Linked DNA regions of Homo sapiens: region 2 is linked to region 1. Evidence: chromatin contacts called from ENCODE Hi-C data. All regions are on one chromosome and are shown on one strand. The core of a region is the stretch at or near the end of the contact, and the rest is flanking DNA. Distances in the headings are between cores, read along the strand shown.

Region 1 (5,216 bases), core at 386-2,885:
TACACTAGAGAAAACAACTTATAAAAAAGAAAAAATATGGACTATACCAGTCTCCTAAAAAGACTCACTGACTCAGAATAGAACTAAAAATCTATGCCGGGCGTGGTGGCTCACGCCTGTAATCCCAGCACTTTGGGAGGTTGGGGCGCGCGGATCACTTGAGGTCAGGAGTTGGAGACCAGCCTGGGCAACACTCTGAAACCCCGTCTCTGCTAAAAATACAAAACTTAGCTGGGCGTGGTGGCACACGCCTGTAGTCCCAGCTACTTGGGAGGCTGAGGCACGAGAATCTCTTGAACCCGCGAGGCGGAGGCTGCAGTGAGGAGAGATCACGCCACTGCACTCCAGCTTGGCGACAGAGCGAGACTCGGTCCCAAAAAATAATAATAATTAAAAATCTACTTAACCTGTAAACCGGGGTAGAGGCGCGGATTTCCCAGCTGAAACCGACTGCCTTTCACTGCAAAGGTCTGTTACATCCCAGCGCTGCCCACCACCCAAAGTTAACACCAAAGGAGTTCAAAACTCCTCAAGAGTGGCCCACAGAAAAGGCGGGGGACTTCAGGGCTTGCCAAGATCCCAGGAGCCGGCCAATCCCGATTCTGCAGACTGTTAGGTCCCCCGACTTTTTTGCACACCTACCCTCTGGTCAACCGAATAATATCCCCTGGCTGTATAAGACCTCCGATCTCATCCCACACGGAAATAGTGATGCTGCCCGTTTTATCTGCTACTTTGCACGATCTCACTTCATGGCCGTCTTTGGTTTTGGTCACGCGTCCTGTGAGGATTTAAAAATCAAAGGGAGGGGTTGTTAGATAATGAGGACATCCAGAAAGGCTAACTCCTCCTCCGGTATTTTAATACATCTGGAAGGTGGGAAGTGACCAAGCCCAGGGCTCCCGCCTCAGGTAGGATCCGATCTCGGGCGGAGGCCACTAGAGCCACGTGGGTGGGGGAGGGGAGGGAGGAGGAGGGGAGCCCCGGGCGCGCAGCGGCCGGCGCCCCTGTCTCCCGCCCCGGGAGGCACAGCGGGCGGTGGAGTAGGCTGCAAACCCCACTTACCTATCTCCAGGACAATAAAGACGACATTTAAGTTTTTCAGTCCGGGCTTAATATCTCTTATAAAAATAAGTGGGTCGTTGACCCTATTCATATTGGGACAGGCGCGGCTACGGCTGCGGAGACGCGAGTGGGCAGGGCGGGGTCAAAGCTTCCCACCCTCCCGGGACAGGGGCGAAGGCAGAGGGGCGACCTTGGGCAGGGGTGGCGAGAGAAGGGGCAGAAAGCCGTTAGTCAGGGACCGGGCAAACCAGCCCGGACAGCACTGAGCCTAAAAAAAGAAAAAAAAAAAAAAAAAAAAAAAAGGCTCACAAGTTCTAAAGAAAAAAAGGCGAACCACTCCGCACACCAACCCCGCTCCCAACCGGGCGACAGGAAGGCAAGCGTACTAACTGCCCCGTTCTTTGGATAAAAGGAAAAAAAAACGCAGTGAGGGGACACTTCTGCCCTGAGTCCCGCTCACTCACACGGGCGCGCGCCCAGCCTGTCCCGGGCTCCGGGAAGGAACGGGCTGTGACAGCGAAACGGGAGCGGAGACAGAACACCGCACACCCAGCGTCCCAAACAGCGACTGATGAACACGCCCGCGCGCCGGCAGGACCCTCGGCCCGCCCCTCCCCTTGTGAAGTCACGCTGCGTCGGCACGCCTGCTGCCACGCCCGCCTGGTGCTGGGGAGGGGAAGCAAAGGGGCGGGACCCGGCCGCCGCAGCCCGCAGAGCTTCCCTCGCTCCTCCCCGGGGGCTGTCAGCGCGGGCTCCGCCCCCTCGTCCTTCCAATCGCTCTCGGCCCCGCCTCCCCCGCCCTCCCGTTCTCCACCCACTTCAGCTGTCGCCGCGCAGCAGCAGTTCTGTTCGGTTTCGCCTTCCTGCTGTGCAGTCTTTTGACGCTTGCTGTCCAACTTTGGAGTTTTCTTGCCTTTTTTTCTCTCAGAGTTGAGCCCCTGCCCGGGCCCTTTAGTCCCTCGGTCACGAGGAACGGTAGAGTTTAGAACCTGTGAGTACGTTAGAAAGTTCGCAGTCGAGGAAGAACAGGGTTCGGGCAAGGGCAGCTGGTCCGGTACCAAGGGAAAACAGGCTGGGATGGTGAAGGCGTCAGTGGCTACAAGGCTGGAAGTTTAGCACCAGAAGGGAATTTGGAGATCAATTCAACCGCCTCATTTCAGGCATACTTAAATTGAAACCCAGAAAGATGAGGTAATTTGCAGAAGGTCACCCAGCAACCCCTGAGCAGGCAGGACTGCAACACAAATGTCTGACGTGGGCTTCCACTGTGTAATGCTAAGCAGATAGGACGTAAATTCCTTTGCAGACTTCTCATTTTTCCTTACCCCCTGCCTCTCATATTACACACCTTCCCCATTTAGCTTTTCTTCTTTTACTTTGCACTTGCTTTTGTACATCTAAAAGGAATTAATTATTCAACAGCAGTGGGAACCCTTGAAACATAATCTGGAAAAAAAGATTAATAAAGTTTTTTTTATGTCGCGTAGTGAAAAGAGCATGTGCTTTAGAGACAAACCTGGGCTCCAGCTATTTACTTGTGAGAGCTTTAGGTCAATTGGCTTTTATTACAGCTTTTTAACCATAATAAAATGGGGATCCCTGCCTAGCAGAAGATTGATTAAATGGATCATAAATTGTCCAACTAGTGCCTAGCAAATAGTACATACTCAGTATTTTCCCCTTTTTAATCCCCGTTTTACAGGCGATGGAACTCACCAGAGACCAGATAGCTAGAGAATGGCTGAGCTGGGTTTTAAATCTAGTCAATCTTGACCCCAGAGCTCTCCAGCCTAAAGGTAATGTTTAGACTTAACTTCCAGTGGTGTCATTATAAGAGTCAAAAACAGACTGAAGAAATAAAATAGCAGAATAAAGTAGTGGGGCATTAAAGAATCATCTAGTTAATTCTTGGTGATGATAACAGAAATGTTGGGAAAAGTGTCAGAAGCCTTAATTTTCTCCCCATTCTTTCTGAGTATCTTTAGATCAACCACCACTTCCCAAGTATTTGCAAACAAGCAGCATAGATATTATAGCCCTAGAAAGAGTTGGAAACATTATCACAACATTAGCAAGAGAGTCAAGGCATTTTTAAGGAAACAGAAGCTTCCATTTCATGAACTAATAAAGCCCAAGGTGCCAAAGACACTGATGTCATACTGGAAAGTGGTGTAAAATAAAATTATAAGCATAATTTCAACATCAAATAAAACAAATGATGAAACATGCCAGTTAATGGCAGAGCCAGCGTCCAACCTCAATCCCAATCCAGCTCAGAAGCTCTAATTCTACCATGGTTATCTGGCAGGACTTGACACTTCAATTGGATTGTACTCAAAGCTGTATTTTCTTAAACAGGCAAAATATTCTCACAGAAGCAATATTTAAGGCAGAGCTCTTTTTTTTTTTTTTTAAGGTTTGACAAGATCTTCAAAAGATTAAGAATAGACAGGAAACCAATTAAGAATGTTAAGAGTTACGGCCAAGAGTTTGGGCAAAGAAAGTTTGCCACTCAACTCTCAATCATTTGCCCCCAGAAAAGGGATTAGGTTGGGCTGTTCAGGCTAATTATATGAACATTTTATAAAAAGAAATCAGACACAGAAAATCAAGCCCCACAAAAGCAGAAGCTGGTACTCCAAGCTGTGGCTCAGCCCTTCCCTTCCCCCACAGGACAGAACTCAGCTGAACATCTACTTCCTTCCCTACTAACTCAGCAGTTCTCAGAAAGGAAATGGCAACCATATGCTTTCTCATTAACCAAAACGAAAGGCAGCCTTGAGAAACAAGATGGTCTGGGCAATACAGAAACTGTTCAGCCCAGGCTAGTTGGTTTCAGCTACCTCTAAATCACTCCCAAAGATGTGGTTAATAAAAAGAAAAAGGAGATGTCAAGGAGACAATTATTGCTAGGCAGATATCTTTTCTTATATTACCATTCAGTGAAATAGATCTGCCACTCAGTCTACTCATTTAGGTCATAATGATTATATTGCTGATTCTTTAATACATACACAAGATTACTTCATGGTCTTCTTTTCTCTAAGGCTGTTGTTCTTCAAGCCTTCATTTTTCACAGCCTAAACATAAGCTTACTCTGAGATGATGGACTCTTCCACTTTACATCCAGAACCTCAACACCATGTTTTAGTGTAAAGATGCTTAGTGAGATCCACTGTAATACAGAAGGGCATCCATTAGAATCCTGGACATAGAAGGTTCTGTTATCTGGGTCCTCATTGATAAAGGTTTTGTTGTAAATTTTACCCAGCACTCAGTACCCATGCTCACTCCCAGGTTTTGGTTTCTGGAATTACCAAAATTATTTTCACTTTGTTTTCACTATCCATCTATTTAAAACTATTACAACATCAATGAAACAGTTGTTTGTACCAAGTACTGTTTGATTTTAAATATCTTGTATAGTGAAACTTAACAATTTAAAAAATTAACAAGAACCACAGTGTGCTCACTCACCTTACAGGTATAATCCACTTTGTAACATAATTGGCAACTAAAAAAACAAAAAAAAAAAACTCAAACAAATAGTATTTTCTTAATTTCCCTAAAACAATTTAACCAAAAGACTCAGAAGTAATGTTTAGTAATGATTGCAGCAACAGCCACACAAATCATCCCTATAGTGATAAATGCAAATACACTGAGCACTTGCTATGGGCCAGGCATTTTACACTTATAAGCACTTTACACTATTTTGGGTTTTGTTTTTGTATTGGAGACAAGGTCTCACTCTGTCACCCACCCGGGCTGGATGCAGTGGCTGCACCATAGCTCACTGTAATCTGGAACTCCTCTGCTAAAGTGATCCTCCAGGTTCAGCCTCCCAAGTAGCTGGGACTACAGGTGTGCACCACCACGCCTTAGCTAATTGTTTTATTTTGTGTAGAGATGGAATCACACTGTGTTGCTCAGGCTGGTCTCAAACTCCTGAGCTCATGCGATCCTCCCGTCTCAGTCACCCAAAGTGCTGGGATTACAGGCATGAGCCACCAGACATGGTCTGATTTACACTTTTTGATGTGTTACTTATGTGAAGTGATTGATCTCATTTTATAGTAAGTTATGAAGCTTGCATTTCAAAATAACTGCCTGTTACATGTAATAACTTTTTCTACAAAAAAAGGTTATTT
Region 2 (5,818 bases), core at 804-3,303, 5.5 Mb before region 1:
CTTTTGTATATTTCATAAAAATAGCATATTGTAGGTACTCAGAAAATGCTTTTGGCTCTGGTAGCACTTCTCTGTGCAATGTGGATAAGCACTGATAGAGGCTTGTTTGTTGTGGTACAAACTAGAAACAACCCAAATGCCCATTCGAAGGGGAATAATTGAATATGTTATGGCATATCCATACAATGGAATAGTATTATATATAGTTATTAAGAGAAATGATTTAATCCTGTAGCTATCGACCTGGGGGATGTCCTCAGTACATCATTATTTTTGCAAATTGTAAGAGAGGGAAATAAGCCAGGCATGGTGGTATGCATCTGTAATCCAGACTACTTGGATTACAGATACTTGGGTGGGAGGATCGCTTGAACCCAAGAATTTGAGACCACCCTGGACAATATAGCAAGACCCCCATCTCAAAAAAAGTGTGTGTGTGGGAAATAGTAAAATCCCATTTTCTGATAATAAATAACGATAATCTCATATATCTGTATCTGTACCTACCAACAAGAACACGGGCTGTTCACATTTGTGGTAGGAAAGGTTATTAAGTTTTTTCTTTATCTGTTTTTGTATTGTTGCAACAGGAAACCTACTAAGATTAAAATCCAGCAAACATAAGACAAAGATAAAATGCACAGGGGTTTTGATGCATTAGGTGTTTCCCATAGTACTTCCTATTTTTCAAACTTCGTGTGATTAAAAAAGTAAGTTTTATCCCTGACTAAATTTCAGTGTGGAAATAAAGAAATAAAGATAGCATGTACTTGGCTTAGGTATACTTGTTTTGTTCTTTCAGCTCGTTACGTAAAGATACATTTTTTTTTCTTTCTCATGACATGAAGATAAGCTTTCTTCTTACCAAAACCTAAACTGTGAAGGCAGCACCCAAGCCAAAAGCCTCGAGGCTCTGGTTTCTGTGGTGGGATGGGGAGAGAAGTAGGTTGCACAGATGTAGGATGCCAGCTGACTTCAGAACTTCCGGTCTCAGAGCTAACCAGGCTCGGCAAGCCACAAGAGAGAAGGAGCTTGCATAGGTGGAAGAGCAAAGAAAGCCAGTGCTGCAGAACTTCCGGTGCTCCTCCGCCGATGTCGGGCTGGCGCTGCTCCCGAGCCCTGTGTCCTGTGGAAGAAGTTGGTGAGAATCGTTTTGAATGTAGGCAGCCACTCCTGAGGAGGCTAGCCCTTGCTACATTAAAGGTGGAGCTAGATTTACATTTTATTTTATTTTATTTTATTTTTTATTTTTCGAGATGGAGTCTTGCTGTCGCCCAGGCTGGAGTGCAGTAGCACGATTTCAGCTCACTGCAACCTCCACCTCCCGGGCTCAAGCGATTCACCTGCTTCAGCCTCCCGAGTAGCTGGGATTACAGGGGCACGCCACCATGCCTGGCTAATTTTTTGTATTTTTAGTAGAGACGGGGTTTCACCATGTTGGCCAGGCTGGTCTCAAACTCCTGGCCTCAGGTGATCCACCTGCCTCGGCCTCCCAAAGTGCTGGGATTACAGACGTGAGCCACCATGCCCGGTCAAATTTACCTTTTAGATTCACATATTACCACCAGAAGAATGCTTCCTCTGACAACTGAGCGGTACTCCATCCCCAGAGCCCTTTGTGCAGACTATTATTGCAGTTTCCTAACTTGTTATGACACTCCAGCCTTTTCCTCCAGGTCATCATACAATCCATTTTTAGAGTGATTGTTCTAAAGCACAAATCTTAGGTCACTCCCCTGCTCAAAAACCACCCACTGCTCCCCCAGTTCCACAGAAGAGAGCTCAAATTTCTTAGCTTGGTATTCAAGACCTTCCATGATAGGATCCCTGTCTACTACTCAGCTTACCTCACTTCTCCCCTCCTCCAGCCAAATGAAACTGTTCCCTGTGTATGTTCAGGCTCCCTAGCTTCTGCTCACAGCCTTCTGAATATGAAGAAGGGAAAGTCCCTTACCATTCCATCCGTCTCTACCTGTTTAAATCCTCCCCAGTCTTCAATATTCATTTCAGAGGCTGCGTCTTTCAGGAGGCCAGGTACAATTTCTCTCCCTTCTCCATGCACTTCTCCTGCGGCCTGTGCCTTACATTCTAGCTGTGCGTATTTGTATACTTCCTGTTACACCTTGGTAACCTCATCAAGGGAGAGACTGACTCTGACATTCCAGTGTCTGAATTTCTTTCTTTCTTTTTCTTTTTCTGTGTTTCTTTCTTTCTTTTTTTTTTTTTTTTTTTTTGAGACAGGATTTCACTCTGTCACCCAGGCTGGAGTGCAATGGTGTGAGCATGGCTCACTGCAGCCTCAATTTCCTGGGCTCAGTTGGTTCTCCCACCTCAGCCTCCCGAGTCGCTGGGACTACAGGTGTGCGCCACCGTGCCCAGCTAATTTTTGCATTTTTAGTGGAGATGTGGTTTCACCATGTGTCTAGGCTGGTCTGGAACTCCTGGATTCAAGTGATCCGCCTGCCTTGGTCTCCCAAAGTGTTGGGATTACAAGCATGAGCTACTGCGCCCGGCCTCCAGTGTCTGAATTTCTTATGCTCAGTAAATGTCTTATGCTTAATACATCTTTGTTGAATTGAATGTGGTTATCTGAAATGTACCAAATTAAGTTTTAGAAAACATATCTTTTATCCCCTGTTGGAGGGGGTAGTGTGTAAAGAAATAAAGGAGCTACGCACTGGGTTGGTGTCTGTGAAAGGAAATATGATATGACTTCTTTTTTTTTGCAGAATTTCCCATTTTCCCATTTTATATTATCGAATGTTTTCCAGTCTCTTAGGCTCCTCTCTCTTCCTGCTGCCTTATCCTTTCCCTTTGACATCTGTCACTGGATGTCCTTACCATGATTTTGGATGGGGAAATGAGAAGATGCTTCCTGAAAGACTACACTGAGGGGATTCTCTAATAGATTTTCATTCCATGTGACTTTTTCTGGCTGGGGAGGGAGTAGGGGACCTTCCAGTCATCTCAGGCAGAAACTAATTCAGGTCCTGATCAACCCACTGCCTTAAATTTTAGAATGGTTGCTATAACAATTTTAGAATGGTTGCTATAACAAGATGCCTTAGGAAAAAAAAAATTGACAATGGCCAGAACAGGAAGGTGACTCCGTTTTACACATGTCCCTAGTCCCTCACCTGTGGAGAGGTGGTGAGAGTTTAACTGCTTGCTGTCTTTCCAAGAATGCACGTGGAATTCAAAGAAAAGAACAGTAGAAGGGAAGGAGAGGGTTTAAAGGAAAATTGTCATGGGCTTTGGAAAGACCTGATTGTGTAAAAATTGCTTGCTGGTGTTTGGAAAGAACCCAGGTGCTAACAGATTTTAGACAAACCCAATCTGGAGTTGCCTAAATCATGAATGATTTAATGTGACTGAGTTAATCCATATATCTTGTATACAGTAGTTCCAGCCTCCTCAAATGTAGCAGGAGATTGCCACCTTTCTGAGAGTACCTTTCATTTCTACATGCTGATTTTGTTGTTGTTTTTAAAGGACACTTGAATTGCTTTATTTAGCTTCCAATTTGTGAGATTCTCAAAAATTAAAATTACTCATGACCACAAGAAGATACTTCTGTAGTTATGGATCATTTTCTGCTATTTTTTATAAGGAATACTTTTTTATTGTTGTCTTTTTTATAAGTGATGCACATACCAGGTAGTAATAAAAAGTCATGTTTTCCAGTGCACCCTAAAACTGAACTGCTGTCTCTATTTGAACAGACAAATAAATTATACTGAATATACCTACAACCCTGAAAATCATCTTCTGGCCATTTTTCTTTTTTCCCCACAAAGATCACTAAAGTGGTTTATATTGATTAACATTATTAAATCCACCTCTCATGTTTGCAACTACATGAATTCAATATGCAGTAAGATACAGTTATACAAAGAATGTAACCCAAGCCAAGATGAGAAATAAAACCTCTATACCAATTTTTCAAAACAGGAAACTGTTGCAGAAGTATATATAGTTGTTCTTTTTGTTTCACTAAAATTACATGGATTTAAATGTTCTGTATGAACTAACCTCCTGGATCCATTGTCCTTTTTGCCCAAATTAGCTTTCTTTAAAAGTTAACTCCCCAACACAATTTAATTATCTTAGCTAAAGTTTAGGTTTGATCTCAAGCCATTTGAAACTAGACAGAGTGAAAAAATCTGTGGGTAGTTGGCAGCAGATCCTGATAGAAATATGGCACTTGGCAAAGGCTGTCTGCCTTGTTTTGATTTGCCTTTCTCTTTATGGATGTGGCCTATTTTTGAAATGTTATGATTTAAATTCAGCGATCAAGTGACAAGTCTGACAAAACAGAGCTTACATCCGCAGAGGTTCTGTGGGGGAAAAAATGGAAATGTTCCAGAACTAAAGGAAGTAACCTCAGTTTCACCTGGAAACATTAGTGTTTCGGAGGCAAGGGATTTGGGCTATATATAAAGAGTGAAGGAAAGTGGCCAAGATGCTGGGCCAAAATTGCATCCAGGAATAGAGCAGACATTAAAGAACCAAAAACTATATCTGTTGTTTTCACCGTATCCCTGTAAGTAGCACCTGGGGAGACTGTGATTAAAAAAAAGATGGGAAAGTTCTTTCCTGTGATGGCTTGGATTGTAGCAACAGCCTTCTAACTGGGCCTCTAACTCCAATCTCTCCTTCTCCAGTACTCAGTGTACACTTTGGCCAGATTAAATTCTTGGGAAAACTCTATTCCTTTCTCCTGCTCATGACCCCCATTCCTGTTTGTCCATAAGATTAGGTAAAGGCTGGGTACAGTGCTCATGACTGTAATCCCAGCTCTTTGGGAGGCTGAGGCAGAAGAATTGCTTGAGGCCAGGGGTTCAAGAGCAGCCTGGGCAACATAGCGAGACCCTGTCTCCACAAAAAAATATTAAAAATTCACCAGGTTTAACAGTGGCCTGTGCCCATAGTCTGAATTACTTGGGAGGCTGAGGTGGGAGCATCGCTTGAGCCCAAGAGTTTGAGGTGGTAATGAGCTATATGATTGCACCAAAAAGATTAGGTTAAAGCTTCTTATGCTGATGTGATGCTCCCCCCACCCAGTTATTCATTTTTCTAACTTCATCTTCTATTATTTTCCAACATGAAAGATTTACTCTCCAGTCCCCAGTCTCATCCTTCAAAATTCTGCTTAGTGCCTACCTTCTTCATCTTTATAACTCAGACCCATGCGGAGCCCCCTCAACTTTGAAAGACTGTAGCCCTTTGTTTTCTGTCTTTTGGTAAGATTATTTTATTGTTAGCCATTTTGTTGCAAGGAATTATATCTATATCTATCTATCTATCTATGTATATGCATTTGGCCACTATTTGTGTAAATATATATGCATACGTATAGAGAGAATGTATCTCATATATGGCAGCTTTTTCCTTAGTGTATAATATTTCTCCATAGGAGGTATGTTGAAACTGAAGCTGAATTCTGATCATGAATTATATATATATTATATTACATGTGAGAGAAAGTACCAAGCTGCGAGAATCAGGAAAACTAAGTTCTAGTCTCAACTTTGTCACTAACAGGCAAATCATTAGACTTCGTCACAGCTCCAAACAGGGAATTCATTTCCTTTGTGTCTATCAGGAGATCACAAAAGAAAGGTGTAACTACATGTATTTATGACAACCTTAAGTAGTAAAATTACAATCTCAGGTCCCATTAAGCTGGCATGAATATATGCAGTTACCTTTTGATTAGTCAAGAAGAAATGATGTATTAGTTCAGTGAGTTATTGGCTTTATAGATTAGACTTCTGAGTACAGAGGGACTGTGTGACAATTTCGAGGTTGCTGAGTG

The links. Hi-C counts contacts between places; a loop is a spot of excess contacts on that map. Pooled maps may share reads with other maps.
Region 2: a pooled map shows a loop between it and region 1 (8-fold over the local background). The contact joins the promoter of ANKRD44-AS1 here to the promoter of NABP1 in region 1. A Hi-C loop is called at or near these places in 3 of 50 pooled maps.

Annotation. Positions count from the first base shown.
Region 1 is chr2:191,674,555-191,679,770 of GRCh38, reverse strand. NABP1 (nucleic acid binding protein 1) reads right to left here and starts at 1,635. Exons shown (of 6, transcript NM_001031716.5): 1 at 1,066-1,635; 2 at 643-781. The coding sequence starts at 1,156. RefSeq lists enhancers at 1-464, 1,292-1,794, 2,004-2,083, 3,677-3,786 and silencers at 934-993, 1,594-1,943, 3,734-4,028.
Region 2 is chr2:197,194,226-197,200,043 of GRCh38, reverse strand. ANKRD44-AS1 (ANKRD44 antisense RNA 1) reads right to left here and starts at 2,053. Exons shown (of 2, transcript NR_135584.1): 1 at 1,955-2,053; 2 at 771-1,126. The region is part of intron 1 of ANKRD44 (ankyrin repeat domain 44); the gene reads left to right. RefSeq lists an enhancer at 938-1,007.